Regions from separate parts of the Homo sapiens genome. Here region 1 is linked to region 2. The links are chromatin loops, found by intact Hi-C in ENCODE. Cell type or tissue: dorsolateral prefrontal cortex. All regions are shown on one strand. Each heading gives the region's core, and the rest is flanking DNA. Links, peaks and the distances in the headings are about the cores only. Region 1 overlaps MAGI1 (membrane associated guanylate kinase, WW and PDZ domain containing 1). Region 2 overlaps MAGI1 (membrane associated guanylate kinase, WW and PDZ domain containing 1).

Region 1 (9,560 bases), core at 399-8,398, 79 kb after region 2:
CTTGATTCTGAGTCAGATTGTACCTTTGATTCTTGAAGTGTCAATTCCTTGAAAGTGGATCCTTCAAATTCATTTTCTAAGCCACTCCATCGTCTTTATTTTAACTCCAAAGGAAGACAATTATTTCAAACATAAGAGTTATTATCTATTGGAATTCCTTCCAAAGTTGGGGAAGAGGCAGAAAGGCAGAAGTCAGTTTCATCAGAAGGGACTTCTGTCCCTTGCTCTTGGGAAGTCAGGGTTGTATCCCTAACCAAGAAAGGGAGTCACGCCCCTTCCCTCGCCCTCACCCACCCACTCATGCACTCAGCCTCCAGCATGTCGCAAATGGGGCAACCCTATTTCCCGCCTTTCCATGTCCAGGGGCTCCCACAGGGCCATGCGGGTGATGGGGACCTGACACGCCCCAGCAGGGAGAGGCTCGCTCAGTCCCCGCCCCCTCCGCAGGTGCAGCCCCCTAATCCCCCCGGCCTAGATATCCGGCAGCCTCTAGGAGCCCGGGCTCTGTGATGTAATGCTCTTTTTTCACACTCCCGGCTTAAATACAGATGGAAATTGTTGTCATGTGTTAGAAATGTCGCCAGTAATATAAAAGGCGCAAGCCTGGGCATCTTCTCTCCCTTCTCGCACCATCAGCTGCTCCTGCTGCCAGCACCTCTTCCCTCGAAAAACCGCTCTGTGGTCAGGTGGCCGAGGCGCCCCCAGCTCTCCCAGGAAGGGGTTCGGTCCCACCCCCCCCCCACCCCCGCCTCTCTTTACAGCCGCTGCAGAGCCAAGGACCAGCGTGGTGGGAGGCGGTTTCAGGCTCACAAAGGGAAGGATTAATCTTGGCGATTGGGCTGGGGTTTGCAGGCAAGTACAAGTGGTCCATGATCTCCTCTCGCCACCCCTCCACCGCCCCCTGCCCACCTCTGGATTCGAACGCTCCGCTGCCGGAGGAAGCCTGGGGACAGGCAGGCGGCGGCAGAGGCTCCCTGCCACCGGAGGTTTGAGCTTGGGTTGTGGGAATATCCATGGAGGTGAAGATGCCGTGTGTGGTGTGTGGACCAGGGAGGAGGGGCGGGGAGAAACCCGGCCAGCTTGGGAGGGCCAGATGGCTGCGGCTGCGTTTTAATTCACCAGGCAGGCCCGTTTGGCCAGGCTGGGAGGAAGGGGGAGGGGGGAGAAAAAAAAATCAGAGGTCAGTGGATAGGGAGAGGCCGGGCTCTGGAGCAGATGCCTGGCGAACAATGGGGCTTTTGAAGGGGATGCTGGAGGAAGTGTGGCGCGCGCTTTGTATTGCCTCCTCCGCATTGCAGGTTGGAATCGGGCAGCTAAATTTTAATGAAGTGCATTCCAAAGTGTGCTCGTCAGCCCGGGCTTTTGGAGCGAGGGGCTCGGCTGAATGGGGACTGGGGGTGGGAGGGGGAGGGGGCCGGCGAAATGAGTTCCTGATGGATGGTAAAGGAGGAGATGAAAGCCTGCTCAGTGTGGAGGGCAGGGGAAGGGAGGGGGGAAAAATCAGTACGTCCCCGTGCATATTAATAGGCTCCAGCAGGTGTTGGTAAATGTATGTTGCTGCATTGTTCCGGCGCCCAGGCTGGGGAAGGCAGGGGAGAGGGAGAGCTGCTTCCCCGGGCAGCGCGGTGGGCAAATGCCTTTGCACTTTGGAGGGCTTTGTAAGCTCTCGGGGAAAATTAGAAACGGAAGGGCTGCGATTCTCCTCTGTCCGTTTTCCTATTTCTAAAAGGAAGAATGTACATGCGGAAGGCTTTTTAAGTTTGCTTCCTGGAAATTAACATTTGTATGTTAGAGCACTGTGTTATCTAGGTAAGAGATGTATGTCTGTGGGCATCAGAAAACAGAATCCAGAGTCTGGCTTGCTGAGTGCTTGGGAGCTAAAAGGCTTTTCTCCCTGTCTGGTTCTGTAAGTGAATGGGCCAAACCCGGAAGGCTGGGGGATTTTTGAAGATTCAGGAAGGCTATGCCTCCCTTCCTCTTCCTAAGTCCTAAGTCTAACTGACCTGGGTACCAGGGGGCAATGGAGTGTACAAGGAAGCTGTCTTGTCCACAGTGTTGGTATATAGACTTTGTCTCACACACAAAGGGAGTGGATTTGTGCCTGAACTAAATTATTTGAGGGTATGTATGGCTTATTTTTAAGGATTAGGTATGTTGGGCCCTTTTCTCTTTCCCAGAGTTTACCATGCTCAACACCCTGTCAACTGAGAATCAATTAGGAGACTACTTATGAGTGTGTGCTAGCCAAATAACCCTTGCTGGTTTATAGTGTTGTTTGTTTTACTACTCCTCTTGAATGAGTATTCAGTGCTTTCAAAAGATTCGGACACATTTGTTGGGGGTTTCAGTAAAACGGGAAGCTTTTGCATGAGGGCATTGTGACTTTTATATTGAAAACATAAAAATTCCATATGCACATGGTAACCCACGGAATGACATACTGTCTTTGGGGTTCTGGGAAAATAAATGCATTTCTTAGTTGAGAAAAGCTTGTCTTTTATCATCTATAAGGCTCATACTTTCTGAAAAACTGTTGTTTTTTGATCACTTGGAAGCCTGTATTAATTAGATATGAAGTTGGATTCTTTTCGTGATTTAACTTGCACTGAAACTCGTCGACAAGGCGCAGCTCATCACTTGCCAATGAATTTTAGTGCTGTTGAAAGCTTTAGCAGTTTAATGGTATCAACAGAGACTCGATTCCTCCATTTCTCAACTGAGCAAACAGAAGCAGTCTGCCCCTGTCTCTCAATGCCTTTCCTCTTTTGGCTTTGGGAAAGGGGATGGGGCAGAGGGAAAGGATTCTTGATGAGGATACTCCTAACTCCCCACCCCCACCCTACCCACCCTACCCACCCCAGAGAGTTAAAAACGGAAGCTTACCCATTTGCTTCCCCATGTAGTTTCTTTCTTAGGCTGTATATTTCAAGTTGTATTTCTGTGTTTAAAAAGATGCTTGAGGTTTGGTGTTTGGATTTGTTGTGTTTGTGCTAGAGAGACGTGGAATCGGTCCGTTATTCTTTTTACTCAATTATGGCTCTTAAATCGGTCTGTTCCTATGATTAGACTTGAGGCTCCTCTCCCGATCCTTGCTGAGCAAAAGCATGGGCATGTGTGTTTGATATGAAACCACCCCCAGGGGAGACTAGAGCCTCACTGCCTCTTCAGTTTAACTGTGGCCAGAAGAGGCAATTTGTGAGGTGGCCCCTGGTGTGTCCACTGGAACTACCAACCCTGAGTCTAGATTCTCTAAAAGCTTGTGGCAAAACAGTTTCACATGGGCTTTATTAACAGAAAGGAGCTCTTTGAACCTATACGTTTGATACCCAAGACTGTTTTTGTGATAAACAGTTGTATGGATCTTTGACATTCTTGTGTATAAGAACAGAAACTATGCCCATGAATTAATGGTGCCATAGAAGTAATGACTATAGCTGATTTTACTAAGACACATCTAGCAAAGGCTTCTGATGAGGCAGCCTCTCCTTTCCCCTTGTTTTCTATTCATTCTTGGCATATGGATGGGGGTAGAGGAGTGGAAAAAGAAGACAGAGAGAATAAGATCTCCATATTTACAAAGGAGCTAAACACCGTGCTTAATTGACACCAGTTATTGAAAAATTTAATTGTAATTTCTCTTTGACCCTGTGCTGCGTAATATAAAGCAGGTGATGTGATACCGACTGAAACTGCCTGTTTAATGATTTCAATAAATAAATACACAGACCCATGCATTATTCTGATGTTGGCTTATTAGGCTTGCATGGAATAGAATTTGGGAGACACTGAGCACTGAAGGTAAAAGGGTTTCTAAAGCTGAAAGTAAATATAGAGTTGATAGTACTAGAAAAAGCTAAATCAAAAGACACCCCCCCATCAGAATACTGCAGATATTTCTTTTTCTTTGCAACTGTATTTGCATAACAAAATTCTGTTCATTTAGTAATCACCATTTTCTCAGCATGTTTGTTTTTTCCTTTGAAAAAAAAATTTCTTATGTTGATAATCAGACCCCAAATATTTGAATGTAAGCACATCCCTCGCAGTCATACTGACACCCTCTGGCACCAGAAAAACTGTCATAGCATTTTTTGAGATGTCTGGTGGGAAGAAAGCAACAATGCCAGCCATTAATTCAGTAACTCTGCTGATCTCTGTGTCTGATAGTAGGCCAGCTGTTGATGACTTTTAGGCTTTTGAAGTGTTATAAACACTAAAAATGTAAAGATGCTGCCTTCCTTTGCTTCCTCGGTCTTGTTGACAAGTTTCTGCTACTGTTGGCCTTCAGTAAATTTACATGACTAATTTGGGATGTCAACACTCAGGAAAATTATGACTAAACAATGTTTCTAAATAGTGGGATCTGGGATTTGCCATTTTGTTATTGGTAAACCTGTTTGACAAGTGATTCCATTTGATAAAAATGGCACTCAATCCACTTGCTTTTCAAGAATCTAGTGAGTTGATGACTGATGCCATCTAGATATCTGGTTTGGTTTTGTTTTTTCAAATACAGTCCTTGAGCTGCTGTTGCTGATTATTATTTCTTCATCCATGGCGGTTGACATCCTTAAAGTTTTGATAGGTGGCCAGATTCAAGAATAAAAACAGGATGGAGAAAATGTTACCTGACTTTTACCAAAATGTTTGAGAAGATCTGAGGCATGAGAGTAAAGGGGAGGTCTTGGGCTTGAAAGTGACTCATCAGGCTGAATGTTCTTGAGCGAAAAGATTTTTAAATGATTATCTGACCTGAAAGGGCAGGAAAAGAAAAAAACATATTTCTTTTAATTCCATTCTGTGAGGCTTTTGTTTGTGGAGATTTTTAAATTATTTCTCTTTCAATATCCCAATATAACTATATCCATATAATGAGATATCAATATGTTTCCCGTATTTCTATATCTAGTCGTAAGCACAATGCTTAGCAGGTAATACACGTTCAATAAATACTTGAATGAATGGACACATTAAGAACTTTGACCTTATGCAGTCATTATGAAGTTCAGGCTGTTTCCTAGAGTGCTATTGTAATTATCAAAGCAATGCAAAAAAGTACAACTCCTTGAAAAATCATTTTGAAAATAGAAAATGAAACATAAGTTTGTTTGTATTTAATGATACATATTATTTTCCACCAACCAGATAGTTTATCCTATATTCTATTGGAAGTAAAAAATCATTTAGATTTCTACTCTGCTCACTGTTGAATTGTTCTGAAAAGTTCATACTGCTCGCCTGATTAAAGAATCTCCTTTCCCCCCCATCCTTCACAATCTACTAGTCCTTGCATCTGAATTATTGCACTGGGTATATTTCTTTGCCACAATAAAGATTAGATCAGTGGGAATCTACAAATTTGACAAAGACTGTATGAAATAACTTGGCTATAAGACAGTAAGTGCTATAATTTTCTCATTAATTGTGGAGTCATGCCAAAGAGAGTTGCTTTAAAAATACATGATTATAGATAGTGACCTGAAAGGGAAGCCAAAAAAGTCTGTAAACATTTAAACTCCTTTTTATGAGGCTTAACACTCCAGTTTATGGATGCTTTTGCTATATCCCTTTCTAGCTTGGGACTTTTTAATTTACTACTTTTAATTTTACCTGAAGGTGACCTTATATTGAGAATAACTTATAATATTTGAGTGCCTACTATGTGGTAGGCGCTTGTTAGGCACTGGGGAATCATAGCCCCATCAACAAAATATAAAAACCCCCTGCCCTCCTGTAGCTTGTATTAGAACCCATCTTAATTTACTTCTAATAAGATCAGGGAATAGGGAATAAGGTAAAAATGATTAGTTAAAATGAGATCTTTCCACTATGGGAAGTTTTTCCCAGAAGTTACTGTGGTTGGCAAAACAAAAGTTGGGTTCGTTGCTTGCAGAAAAGTCAAGCACAATGGAAAAATGCAGCATAAAATTACACACTAGCCCTCATTCTTTCTGAAGTCCAACTCTCCAAAAGTAACTGCATGTGCGTGTGTTCCTTTGTTTCCCTCCTAACTTTTCTGCACTAATATATATATGCACATAGCTTTTTTCTTTTTTCTTTCAAAGAAGATGCTATCACACTCTACCTCCTGTTCAGTCAGTAAGTCAATTTCTTTTCCCCATCTGAAATTGACATCTTAATATGTAACACAAATATCCTACCTTATTCTTGGTGACAACCACATAATGTCCCCAAGTATGGTGGGAAGATGGTATAATATGTTTAACCCTTGCCCTGATGGTGACCTGTTAGCATGTTTCTAGTTTTTCAGTATTATTGATAATGCTCTATTAACTCCCCTTTGCATGCTAGTTCAGTTGCACACTTTGTATTCAGTTACAACTTGACTTTTCTTATTGTCTTTACATCTGGGCAACTTTCCATGTCAGTAGATGCATGCCTACTTTATTCTTTCTAATAATAATTGGAACCTACTTTTGTTAGGTTGCTATGTGCTAGGGCTGGCTGATTTAGTCCTCACAGAAACACTAAGATATATTTATTTATTCAACAAGTATTTATTTAACAATCTTTATGTGCTAGGAACTGTGTTCTGCCTGCCTGGTATATATGATCAACCAAAACAGATGAAGATCCCTTATAGGGTTTATGTTCTAGTCAGGTGAAATCAAAACAGTACATGTAATAGTTGAGTGAATCATTTCGTATATTAGAAGGTGGGACATTATACGAGGGAAAAAGCAGAGCAGAGTAAGGGGGTTGAGTGTGGAGATTGGGCATGTTGCAGTTTTTAAATAGAGTTTTCAAGGTGTCAAGGGTCGACCTCACTGGAAAAGTAACATATAAGCACAAACCTGAATGCATGAGGGAAGGAGCCATGTGCATAACTGGGTAAAAGCCAATCCATTGCAAAGGCCCTGTGGCAGAAGTGGTACCTGCATTTTCAGAGGAACAGCAAGGAGGCCGGAGTGGCAGAAATAGAGTGAACAAGGGTTAGAACTATGGGAGGAGAGGTCAGAGTATAAGGAAGAATGACAGATTATGCTAGACATTTTAGACCCTAACCAACCACGCCACCCAGAATGAAATAGGAGCCATTGCAGAGTCTTGATCCAGGCAGTAACATGCTCCCAATGAACATTCACAAAGCCTCACTGAAGGTAGTAGGATGAGGTTTTCCGAAGGAGCGGAAGCAGAGAGCACTGACAGGAAGTTGTTATGACAGGAAGTTGTTATAATCCTGGTGTGAGATTATAGTGGCCAGACCAGAGTAATGGTAGTGGAGGTGTACAAAGTGGTTATATATATTTTGAGAGTAGACTCATGCCTGATGGATGACCTGAGGGGTGTGAGAAAAAGAGAGGAATTGAGAATGACTCCAAGGGTTTTGGTTTTTTGCTTTTTAACATGAACAACTGGAAGGACAGAATAGTCATTTGCTAGATGGGGGACACCAGGCGGGGGTGGGTCATCTCTTAGTTTAAGATCAGGAGTTTCATTTTGGACATAGTGAGCTTGACAGTCAGGACTCTCAAGAAGTCAGTGGTTGTAGATGGTGGAGTTCATGGAAAATTTTGCTGTACCATGATTTAGCCCAACATTCCCCAGTTTTTGAATGATGGAAACGGTGATGAAAGGAACATCCTTGCACACGTAGCTTTGTGTGTATTGTGAATTCTTCTGTAAGTTAAACTCCTGAGAGTGGCATCACTGAGTTAAAGAGAATGCACATTTTAGGATTTGAAAAACTCCCAAATTGTTCCACTAAAAGAATTATATAATTTACATTCTCATCAGCATGTGTAAGCGTGTTCATTCTCTTGTTTCTTAAAGTTTTGCTGGTTTGATAGGTGAAAAAACATGGACTTTTTATAGTCTTTACCGCAAGTTCATGTTTCCTTTGGCCTTAGAGGCTCTGTCTAGATTCTGGAAGATGTAGGAATTTATCCTGTCCTGTGAAGGTTTGCCTATCCTGGGCACAGTAGTGATGTAGGTCACATTTGGTAGGACAGACTAATTGCTTGAGGACTTAGCTCTCTGCAAGGATGTAATATATTCAGCATTGTTCAAGCAGCTAATTAAAGACGAATGGGGGGGACAGCTAAGTAGCAGTTTTAAAGTACATCTCCTTTAAAAGGGGAAATTTTGAATTATATCATCCTCAGAAAGAACAGTTTATTCTGACATTTGGACAAGTTTTAATAGCAAGTGTTGAATTAAAATAGTTGGCACAACCAAGATAGTTAAGAGCACCGAGTGAATTCAGATTTCTTTACAGTTATACAAGGTCAAAGGAGTACCAAGTTGAAATCTTTATGATTTTTTTACCGATTAATCAAACAAATAGTTGTTATGACCCAAATATGTTTATGAGCCCGATATTATGCTGGGTGTTAAAGATACAAAGATGTACAAAATAGCTTTACCCTCACAGGGGAATTGGTGGTGGTGAGAGACACATACATGGCCAATGACATCCCACCGTCACATGGGTTGTAAGAGAAGTATGTCAAGGTGCTGGGGGAGCACAGAGACTGACCTGACTTTGTCTAGAATTCAGGTCAGGGAAGATTTCATAGTAGAGGAGACACTGGTGATGCGTTTTAAAGGCTGGATGGGAGTTTTTCAGAGGAAATGAAGACATTCCTGGAAGAGGACGCAACCATGTGTATATCAAGTCATAAGAGGCTGGTGTTTCTGGGAAGGGATTAAGTCATGGATCGTTGAGTGTGCAATTTTAAGAGTTATGAGACACAGACTCGGGGATGGACACAGAGATGCCAAGGAGCCTGGAACTTATCCTGAAGGTGATGGGTGTCTTGGAAGAGTTTAGGAGAGTCACATGGTACTATTTGTTTTTTTTTTTTTGAAAACCACCCTGGCAACCATCTAAAGCAAGGGTCATTCAAGTAGGGTCCTGAGGTCAGATTTGGCCCACTGCATGTCGTGGTAAATAAAGTTTTACTGGAACCTGGTCATCTGGTTATTGTATTTTTTTTTATGGCTGCTTTTATGCCACATTGGGAGTGTTGAGTAGTTGTGACAGAGACTACACAGCCTCCAAAGCCTATTTTCTATTTATTATCTGACCCTTGACAGAAAAAATTTCCCAACCCTTGATTTAGGGAATGAAGTTAATGCAGGGGGGGTCAACAAGGAAGCTACGGTCAAAGTGAAAAAGCCCAAGCTAAGGCAAGGAAGACAGGGGAGATACCCAATAAATAAATATTTAGGGAGAGAAAGGACTTGGTGAATACTGGAGCAGGAAGTGCAAGGGAGAGGAAGAGGTCCAAGATGACATGCATGGTCCTAGGAAGGGTGACTTAGTAGACGGGAAAGTCACAAGGGGCATGCAAGTGGGCTGTCCAGCAGAGTGTGGGATCTATAAGCCTGGGAGTGGCCTAAGTGATTGTCCAAAACAGCGTGTTTAAGTTTGAATCTGTTTTCATAGTATCTTGTTAATATATAAAAATATAGAAGCACCTTATTTCACTGCCCCATTGTAAGGAAATGAATCCTTCTTGCCATCATTTTAAATCATTTTCAACTATTCAAGTTTCCTGTCTCCCCAGTTTTCTGTCCACATACTGCAGGAAGCC
Region 2 (9,560 bases), core at 1,027-9,026:
ACATTGTCTTTATCCAGTCTATCACTGATGGGCATTTGGGTTGGTTCCAAGTCTTTGCTTTTGTGAACAGTGAAGTGGCTAACTTTTCAAGGGACAGGAAATACAACCTGCCAATGATTAATATGGTGTTGGATTTTTGTCTTCATGTGCAGCACTTCCAGTGATTTAGTGCATTCCTTTGTGGATTGGGGTTCGGCCAAGGTGCCTCTTTTGGCATATGAAGAGTTTGACCTTTGACGTGGATACGAAAGAGTGGGAGAAAGTGCAGAGGTTCCCACCAAACTCCCATACTAACTGCAGAAAGCTGTGAGGTGTGGAGAGTGAAGGAACACAAAGTGATGATTCTCTCTCTTAAATCATAAGTCTGGGTCCAGTGTTGACTTTTAACTACCTTCCTGTTTCCACATGCTGAGATTCTTCTCTGATACCTTAAGCACTCTGCTCAGTGTTTTTCTTCATTGCATCTGTCAGTTACATGAAAATCCCCTTTGGTCACTGAGATCCAAACCTTGCCGGTGTGTCATTGAGCCAGGTCAAGTCTTCGATATGACTGTGCTCCTACCCTCAACCCAGCCTTTGGCGTTTGTGCCTTAGTGACTGCAGAAGCCTCTTAGTCTTCCCATCTCCACCTTGCTCTATACCCCTGCCTTGACCCTAGCTGGCCAATAGTAAAAATCCCCTCCCAAAATATTTTTAAGTAAACAAACAAACAATACAAAATAACGTTTAAAAATAGAAAATGAAAAGTTAAAAAAAATCCTAAATGTTTATCTCCTCACCTTATTTAGCCTAGTCTGAACTCTAAAGATTTTCCTAGTGCTTCAAAAACTATAATGTCTGCACGTTCTCCTAATCTTAAACTACCCTGAATTGTTTATCTCTTTCTCATCGTGTATGTCCCTCTCCACCATAAAATTTTAAATTTCCGAAGGGTCCTGCACAGCTCATAATAAAATACCAAGAGCACGGGAGTCATTGAATTAATAATTGTTGAATTAAATTAAGTACATCTGGTAAAATCCCTTTGAATAGCTCATTGGTAATGGAATCTGGTATGTTTGTATGTGGGGAGCAAACTGGGATATGTCGTTCTGTATTGTTGAACACAATAGTGTCCCTCCAGAAAAACACTGTTGATTTTGTGTGATTCATTGACAGATTCAAAGGATGGTGTAACCATCTGTTTTCTAAAGCTCCTGAGAAAAGAACAAAAGGATTGGGCTTGGAGTTGAGAATGAGAAGAAGGGGGTAGATAAAATGTAGAATTTTTTGCACTGCTTAGCTTGTGTAACAATTGACCGGATTAGCCAGGAACTCTGCCACCTCCTTCCTGAGTATGAATAAAAAGGAGTAGTTTCTCCTTTGATGGAGATGCTGGACACAGCTTTTCCTAGATGACCTTTCTGGCCTGGTCCAATTCTGCATTTTTAATTGGAGTGTTTTTCTTCCTTATTCTCCAGATTTATTTTTTAAATTAACAAAAGAAGTACGTTTTTTAAAAAAAATCTGAGGATTCAGAAATTTATAAACCAAAAGCCTCTGCTCCAATTACTTTTCTTGGAACTAACCGTGATTATTGCAGTCATGATTATTTGCTCTATGTATTTTCATGCTGTTTAAATAGAGACACGTGTGTGTACATGTCATGGCTTTTTTGAAAATGTGATTAAGGTTTTCATCCTGTCCTTCAGTTTGCATCTATCCTCATCATTGTCATGTGTGAGTGCGTAAGTCTCATTTCTTTTTAATGGTTATGTAGAGTTTCTCTGTATAGAGAAACACCATAATTTTGTAATTGTGCCCATATAGATGTATATTTGGGTTTTTCCAAAATTTACTGTTAAACATAATGCTACAAATAGCCTTTGTGCTTTTACTACAAGCTTGTCAAAAATATGAACTCAATTTATCACATGCTTTCTTTACATTCTTTGCTGAGATAACCATGTGGTTTTTCTCCTCCAAACTATTGACATATATAGGGTAGCTTAAAGTCGTCAAACAAGGTGAAAATTGAGTCCTGCCATAATTATCTTTGAAAATCCATTAAATCATCCCTGTTTGTGCTCTAGCATTTCTCAGTAAGAGCAGCTCAGCCCAATTGTTTTTTTCCAGTATTGGAACAGAATGTTGTTTCTTTGGTTGAACCCATATGAAGTGGTTGGCTTGTGTTCTAGAGCCATCTATTATCAAAGACAATTGTTATCAGTTTTGTTATTGTTGTTGTTTGATTTTGTCTTGTTTTTAGCTTACATCGTTGAAATTCATAAACTAGAGGTACATGTGCCGCTGTGACACTGTAATGAGCCACCTCATTAGATGGCTCCTTGAATTTTTGAATTAAGACCTACTTGGTCTGTGATGGGTTTATTTTTTTGTTCTGCTTTTAATACACTGGTGAATTCATTGTGCTGCCCCGTTTTGTGAATTCATGTGAGTTTTTCTCTGTGTATTCTTCACAAGTTCTCTAATAAATAATTTTTTCTGTGTTCTGTAATGTACTATTAATAAAACTTTCAAGTGGTATTTTTCTGGCATTTCCCCCGTTTTTAAATCACCATTTATACTTTGGCAGAAATTACTTTGAGATTGATGACTGCAGCTTTCCAAATTGATTTATTCTAGGCAAGCATCTTCTACTATTCTTGAAATTTGGAGGCCATGGAGGTTCTGTTTTTAAGGCTGATATGTTGCTGTTTCAAATTATACTTGAAACTCCGAACATATGGAGCTTTTCATCCACCCTTCCATCACCCACGTAAATGAATATCATAATTTTATTTTCATTTGGCCTCATGAATCTCAGTGCCCACACATTGTGATTGAGACTGACAGTGTGGTTGAAGTTTTGTTGGGGAGATCAGAGAGCATCTGGTCAGAATGTTTCTCCTCCTCTAATTTCTGATTCCTTTATCTTACGAGATACAGCAGAGCCAGCCCCATGAACACTTGGAAAGTGCAGCTCTGGAATATCAATGGAGCCCTCTCTCCTGTCTGTTGGGAACCAGGAGCAAAGGCAAATTGGGAATGCATTTTTCAGTGTCTACAGGAAGTTTGAAGTGTATTTATTAACACAAAATGCATCTGTTGGGCTGCAGTGATGAGATTAATCCTCATTTTTAAATATTTGATCTGTAATTGATTAAGCCCTTGAAGCTTTTGCTGTAGTACAAATTTAGACTACTGATGTGCCTGGGAAGTGCACCAGGTTCTGAATTATACAGCGGGTTGCATAGTGGGCAACCTTCAAACCAGAGAACACCTGGGGCCAGCAGGAGTGGGAATACTGAAAAAGTGAAGGGCGCACTGGAATTTTTTAAAATTTATTTTGGTGATGACTCTGAAGGGAAAGGCAGTGTTGAAACTGTCTGAGAACATAAAGCCTTGGAATTAACTGCTGCTAGAAACGAGGGAAAGCCAAACTGTGTTAGTTAGTAAAAGAGAAAGAAGGGGTTGTTCTTGTGATGCATAGCCTCTGACACCTTGGCCCCTTTCCTAAAAATATAGTTCCCATATGTGGAGTTTCACAGGCACCTCATGGGCTTGGGAAGGTCTGTGATCCTAGGGGAGAAATAAAATGACTGGTTCTTGAAAATACATTTGAGGGCTTGAATTCTTCAGCTTTGGCAAGAATCTTAACCAAAGGTCTCATGCTGATAGGGCTGAGATCGGCTTCTCTGTGCTTGTGTATTGTCTTGTTGGGCTTGTCCAACATCCAAAATCCACAGGCCATAACATGCAGAAATCTTAGCTACTTAACATCATTTTTAAGAGCTCTTTTGTTATGGTCATTGCTTATATCTTTAATGTCATCTCCTGTTGCATTCTTGAACACTAGACCTAACCTTATTGAGCTGTCGTATAAGCTTAAATTATTAGTATTTTTTGAGATGGAGTCTCGCTGTGTTCCCCAGGCTGGTCCTGAACCCCTGGGCCCAAGAGAGTCTCCAACCTCAGCCTCCGGAGTAGCTGGGACTACAGGCACATGCCACACGCCCAGCTGTGTATGCTTAAATACGAGGTGACTCTAATAGAAGGCATTCCTCCATTTAGCTAATGAGAAGAATGAGGGAGAAAATGCTTTTGTTTTGCCAACTTGAGTAGATAAGCTTTTAGGACTATAGGTGAAATAGGAAACGCCTATTTATAATATTTATTGAACTAGACATACAATAATATAATTTACAAATCTCTGTGCCCACATGTTATAGGAATGTGCACGCAGGGCTCACCAGTAGTGAGATGAGTGAGGTGTTTGTGTCTGAAGATCCAAATGACTGTTGTTTCAGAGAATGTCAGAGCTGGAAGCACCCTTAGAGATCCTGTCCATGGTCCTTACCTCACAGATAACGAAACTGAGGCTCAGTGTGGGCACACAGCAGGCTGTGGCAGAGCTGAGTTCCTACTTTTTCTCAAATTGGAGTAGGAGTATCTCTGGAGGATGTAGGTATCCAAGGTAATATGCCCCAGGGGCTAAATATGGTACACCTCAACAAATTATCTATTTAACCCGAATATTTGGTCATACAAGTTAAGTAGTTGAACTATAAATATTTTATACATGTTTTTACGTAAAAAAACAGACACAGGTTACTCTGGTATACAGCACAAGATTCATATAAAAGTTTAAGATAAACTAAGACATCAGGAAATTTGAGGCAGTTATTTTAGGCTTCACCTCCAGATCATTAGAAGAAATTCATTCAGTGTCTGGCCATGTAAAAGGGTATAAACATTAGGAGAAATGTTTAAGAGCTTCTGCACTACACCACTTAGAGTAGTGTACGGATGCTGTCCCTCATGTAAAACTTCAGTCATCGAATCTTAATTTAGGTGAACAAAAACTCGCAAGCCCAGGCACAAGTGCAACAGCTCTGTGTACCACCGACAGATGGCGCTGGCGGTCATTTATGTGATGCCCTTTTGAGTTGGGAACAAATATTTTTTAATACTCACCTTCGCAGAACCTGTCATAACACATACATTGAGAAACTAGGATAGAAGAAAGCAATTTATCATACTTGATTATGGCCTGGTGGCATATCACCTAAGATTAATTGATTCCCTTCTACTATAATTTTATACTCATAAAGAATTGAAATAATTTCTTTTAACACTTTAATAGTGGTTAGGGCCCACCCTTGATAGAGTGCACTGGTAGTACGTGCTTTAAAGGAATGAATTTGAATTATAGTTACAAGTCTGTTTCCTCCGAAATCAGTTTCTAGTAAATGGATTTATTGGTATCTGATCAACTGAATTGATAACATGCAATTTCTGAGCAGAATTCTATTGTGGTTTCATAATCCAGGACATTTTCTCCTTCTTCTCCGTGCCTTACAGACACCCTTCTATTCAGTATCCTTTTAAGGATGTTTTTCCCCCTCTTCAATGAAGATTGTTCCTATTTTTACTTTAACAACCCCAGGCACTTTCAAATGTAATCATTTTCATCCTATTTTTACACATGGGTATATAAAGTAAGTGTGACCTAAACCGATATAATCTGATATATCTATAAATTAGTAAAATTTTTTAAAAATGGCTTCTTTGTCAGCGATTTATCATCAGCAGTTTCTCCTTTGGAGCTTAATTAGCATATACAAATACAGCAAAGACTAATTCTCTAAAGTACTTTCTTGCCATGGAACAGATTTGTTTTGAGTTGGAGATAGGATCTGGGATTGTCAGACTAAAGCCTCCATGTCTGAAGTGTAGACAATGCCCACTTTTTTCTTTTGCATTTTGCTTCTTAAATGACATGAAAGCATTTCATGAATCTGAAAAGAGGAGCACACTCCCCAGTGTCATTTGGAGTCAAGGTTTCTAGTAAATTCAGTTTTGGCAATACTGGTTTGGGGATTTTTTTTTCCACCCAGGAATGCAGCAACCACTTTGCATAATGGGAAAATTGCATCTCCAATTTGGGATTCAGTTTTTACCTACCTCAGGTGTGTGAAGTGGAAACTAACCTTTTTGTAGTGATAATTGTGCCCAATTTTGTATCTATGGTGAACTGATTGTAAGTCTATCACGGGTCAGCTTTTGGCCAGATTTCCTTATGAGGATTTCCTTATGAGGATTGGAGTTGTAGGAACTTTTTTTGGTCATTACACCCTCTCTGTGCAGTGTGAATAGAAGCCTGTCAAGGAGGGAAGTGATGGGTATCTGAGTGATTTCACAGACTGGATTGTTAGCCATGGAAAGGTTTGACACACAGTCTAGCTTTGCCCACTCAGTAGCTAGATAAAGAAATTGAGGCACAGAGAGGGCAAGTAACTTTCTCAAGATGACATAACTAATTGGTGACAAATGATGGACTATTCTATGGGACCCCTTGACACTCTGATTCTCTGAATCAGTGATAAGACTTGCTATCTGCATTTTTAACCCATTAAAAATATACCCTAGGCATTTCTAATATGTAGCCAGGTTTAGGAATTCCCTACTTTCTTTCTTTTAATTTATAGCAGTGGTTTTCAACCGGTGGCAGTTTTGAATTGCAGGGGGCATTTGGCCAGCTCATTTGGGTGAGTTGGTTCCTATGGGAGACATTTTTAATTGTCACAAATGTCGATTGCTCCTGGTATCTAGTCAGTAAGAGCCGAGGATACTGCTGCACATCCTACAGTGCATAGCAATGCAGAGCAAAGATTTATCCAGCCCCAAATGCCAGTAGTGCCAAGATTGAGAAACACCTGCTTTACAGTGATTCATAGCATTGGCTCTAGAGTGCCAAATCCCGGTTCAAATTTTAGCTCTTACCAGCTCTGTAGTACTAGGCAACATAATCAGTCTCTTGAAGCTCAGTTGTCTCATCTGTAAAATGGGGATATTAACAGTTTTACTTCACAGGGTTGTGGTGAGGAGTAATGTAAAGTGCTTAGAAGAATTGCATGGCTGATTCTACATTCTCAATAAGCATTAGGTATTATGATAAATATTAACATCATTACAATTCATGAGTTTCAGTTATTTTACATCATAAAACAGCTAAAAACAGTGAATGAATAGCTCCCAACAGGAGAAAGTTACATAAAGCACTTTGGTACATTCTAGAGGCTTAATACATGCTTGTTGGTTTTTACTTAATTAAAGAATATGAATGTGGTTGTATATGTGCCTGTTTACCTTGGCTATTTTTCTGTTTATATCTAGTAAGAGTGATAAGTAGCAAATTTGCCCAGTTTCAGGGCAAGGGCTATATTTATCTGCATTAACTATGGAGACCACTGAGGTTCCCGGGGAAGAGATGAACAGTGGATAAGCTCCATGGGTACCAAACATGATCCCAGAGAAAGAAACACGTACCAACTATGTGGTTCATTAGCTTTGCAAAAAATCTTAGCAAGATTGTAAACTCATTGCAGGTAAAGACCTTTGTTATAATTCTTCTGTAGTCCATAATGTCTATGGCTATGTCAGACATATTGATGGTACTCTATAAATAATTATTTTGGGGTTGAGGATTTGAGAGCAACCTCTAAATTTTCATGAAACCTACATAAAAGCCAGGAATTCAAATAACTCAGATTCTGCTTGAGCCATATTAAAAAAAACTTCAATGTTGGCAATAATGAAGCCAAGCACTTATGTGTATATATATATATACACACATGGCATATGTGTTATATATGTGTGTATGTATACATATGTATGTATATGCATATATATGAGGAGTCTTCAAAAAGTTCCTGGAAAGTACACAATAGGATACAACTATACATGGATTTCAATGTTTTTTCCCCACAAGAAACTCATACTAACTTGTTATAAAGTAGCTGAACAGGATCTAGTTTCAGGTACTAAGAATGATGAGACATCAGTTTGAAAAGAACTTCTAATCGAGCAACATGAATTCTGCTAAAATCGAAACAAGAACAAATATCAAATTTGTGGTGAAATCACTGATGCTTTACCAAAAGTTTATGGGGGCAATGGCTCAGAGAAATCCACAGTTTACAAATGGATAATTCATTTTAAGAAAAGATGAGATGATGTTGAAGATGAAGCCCACAGTGGCAGACCATCCACATCAATTTGCAAGGAAAAAAATTGATCTTGTTTGTGCTCTAATTGAAAGGGACCGACAACAGCACAAATAATAACCAACACCATAGGCATCTCAATTGGTTCAGCTTACACAATTCTGGCTGAAAAACTAAAGTTGAGCAAACTTTCCACTGGATAGGTGCCAAAACCATTGCACCTAGATCAGCTGCAGACAAGAGCAGAGCTTTCAACTGCAATTTTAAACAAGTGGGATCAAGATCCTGAAGCATTTCTTTGAAGAATTGTAACAGGAAATGAAACATGGCTTTATCAGTAGAATCCCGAAGACAAAACACAATCAAAGCAATGGCTACTAAGCGGTGGAAGTGGTTTAGTCAAAGCAAAAGCAGACTGGTCGAGAGCAAAGGTCTTGACAACAGTTATTTGGACTCTTCAAGACATTCTGCTTGTCGACTTTCTGGAGGACCAAAGGATGATAACATCTGCTTATTATGAGAGTGCTTTGAGAAAGTTAATCAAAGCTTTAACAGAAAAATGCCAGGGAAAACTTGACCAAAGAGTCCTTCTCCACCATGACAGTGTTCCTTCCTGCTCATTCCTCTCATCAAACAAGAGCAATTTTGCAAGAGTTTCAATGGGAAATCATGAGTCAACTTTACAGTCCTGATTTGGCTCCTTGTGACTTCTTTTTGTTTTCTAATCTTAAAAAGTCTGTAAGGGACACCCATTTTTTTCTTCAGTTAAAAATGTAAAAAAGGCTGGGTGCAATGGCTCACAGGGTCAGGATTTCAAGTCCAGCCTGGCCAAGATGGTGAAACCCTGTCTCTACTAAAAATACAAAAATTAGCCAGGCTTGGTGGCAGGCACCTGTAATCCCAGCTACTCAGGAGGCTGAGGTAGAGAATTGCTTGAACCTGGGAGGTGGAGGTTGCAGTGAGCCGAGATTGTGCCCCTGCACTGCACTCCAGCCTGGGCAACAGAGCGAGACTCCATCTCAAGAAAATAAACAAATAAATAAAGATAATGTAAAAAAAGACAACATTGACATGGTTAAATTCCCAGGACCTTCAGTTCTTTAAGAATGGACTAAATGGCGGCTGGGCACAGTGGCTCACACCTGTAATCCCAGCTCTTTGGGAGGTCGAGGCAGGTGGATCACAAGGTCAGGAGTTCAAGACCAACCTGGCCAAGATGGTGAAACCCCGTCTCTACTAAAAGTACAAAAATTACAGCACGCCTGTAACCCCAGCTACTTAGGAGGCTGAGGCAGCAGAATCAATTGAACCTAGGGGGCAGAGGTTGCAGTGAGCTGAGATTGCACCACTGCACTCCAGCCTGGGCGACAGAGTGAGACTCCGTGTCAAAAAAAAAAAAAAAAAAAAAAGAAAAAAAAGGACTAAATGGCTGGTTCATCACTCACAAGAGAGTTTTGAACTGGTTGGAGCTTGCGTTGAGAAATAAAGTTTATATTTTTAATTTTTATCTTTTAATTCCATTTTTACACAAACTTTTTGAAAATATGATGTTTATGTGGTATGCTGATAAAT

What was found. Peaks named below come from ENCODE experiments on the same cell type or tissue, not always from the same donor. Only the 100,000 strongest peaks of a DNase experiment are listed, where the experiment ranks them.
Region 1: a loop joins it to region 2, with 5 times the contacts of the local background. A loop is called at or near these places in 7 of 110 quality-filtered maps.

The regions. Positions count from the first base shown.
Region 1 is chr3:65,589,107-65,598,666 of GRCh38, reverse strand. The region is part of intron 2 of MAGI1 (membrane associated guanylate kinase, WW and PDZ domain containing 1); the gene reads left to right. Among named protein-coding and RNA genes, the nearest start is that of MAGI1-AS1, 300 kb to the left of the region's middle. RefSeq lists an enhancer at 162-713. In dorsolateral prefrontal cortex, for the core only: a CTCF peak has its summit at 4,089; DNase peaks (open chromatin) are centred at 433, 1,096 and 1,561; H3K4me3 peaks cover 4,209 bases; H3K27ac peaks cover 3,502 bases.
Region 2 is chr3:65,668,400-65,677,959 of GRCh38, reverse strand. The region is part of intron 1 of MAGI1 (membrane associated guanylate kinase, WW and PDZ domain containing 1); the gene reads left to right. Among named protein-coding and RNA genes, the nearest start is that of MAGI1-AS1, 220 kb to the left of the region's middle. In dorsolateral prefrontal cortex, for the core only: CTCF peaks have their summits at 4,682 and 4,885 (motif pointing right); a DNase peak (open chromatin) is centred at 4,879.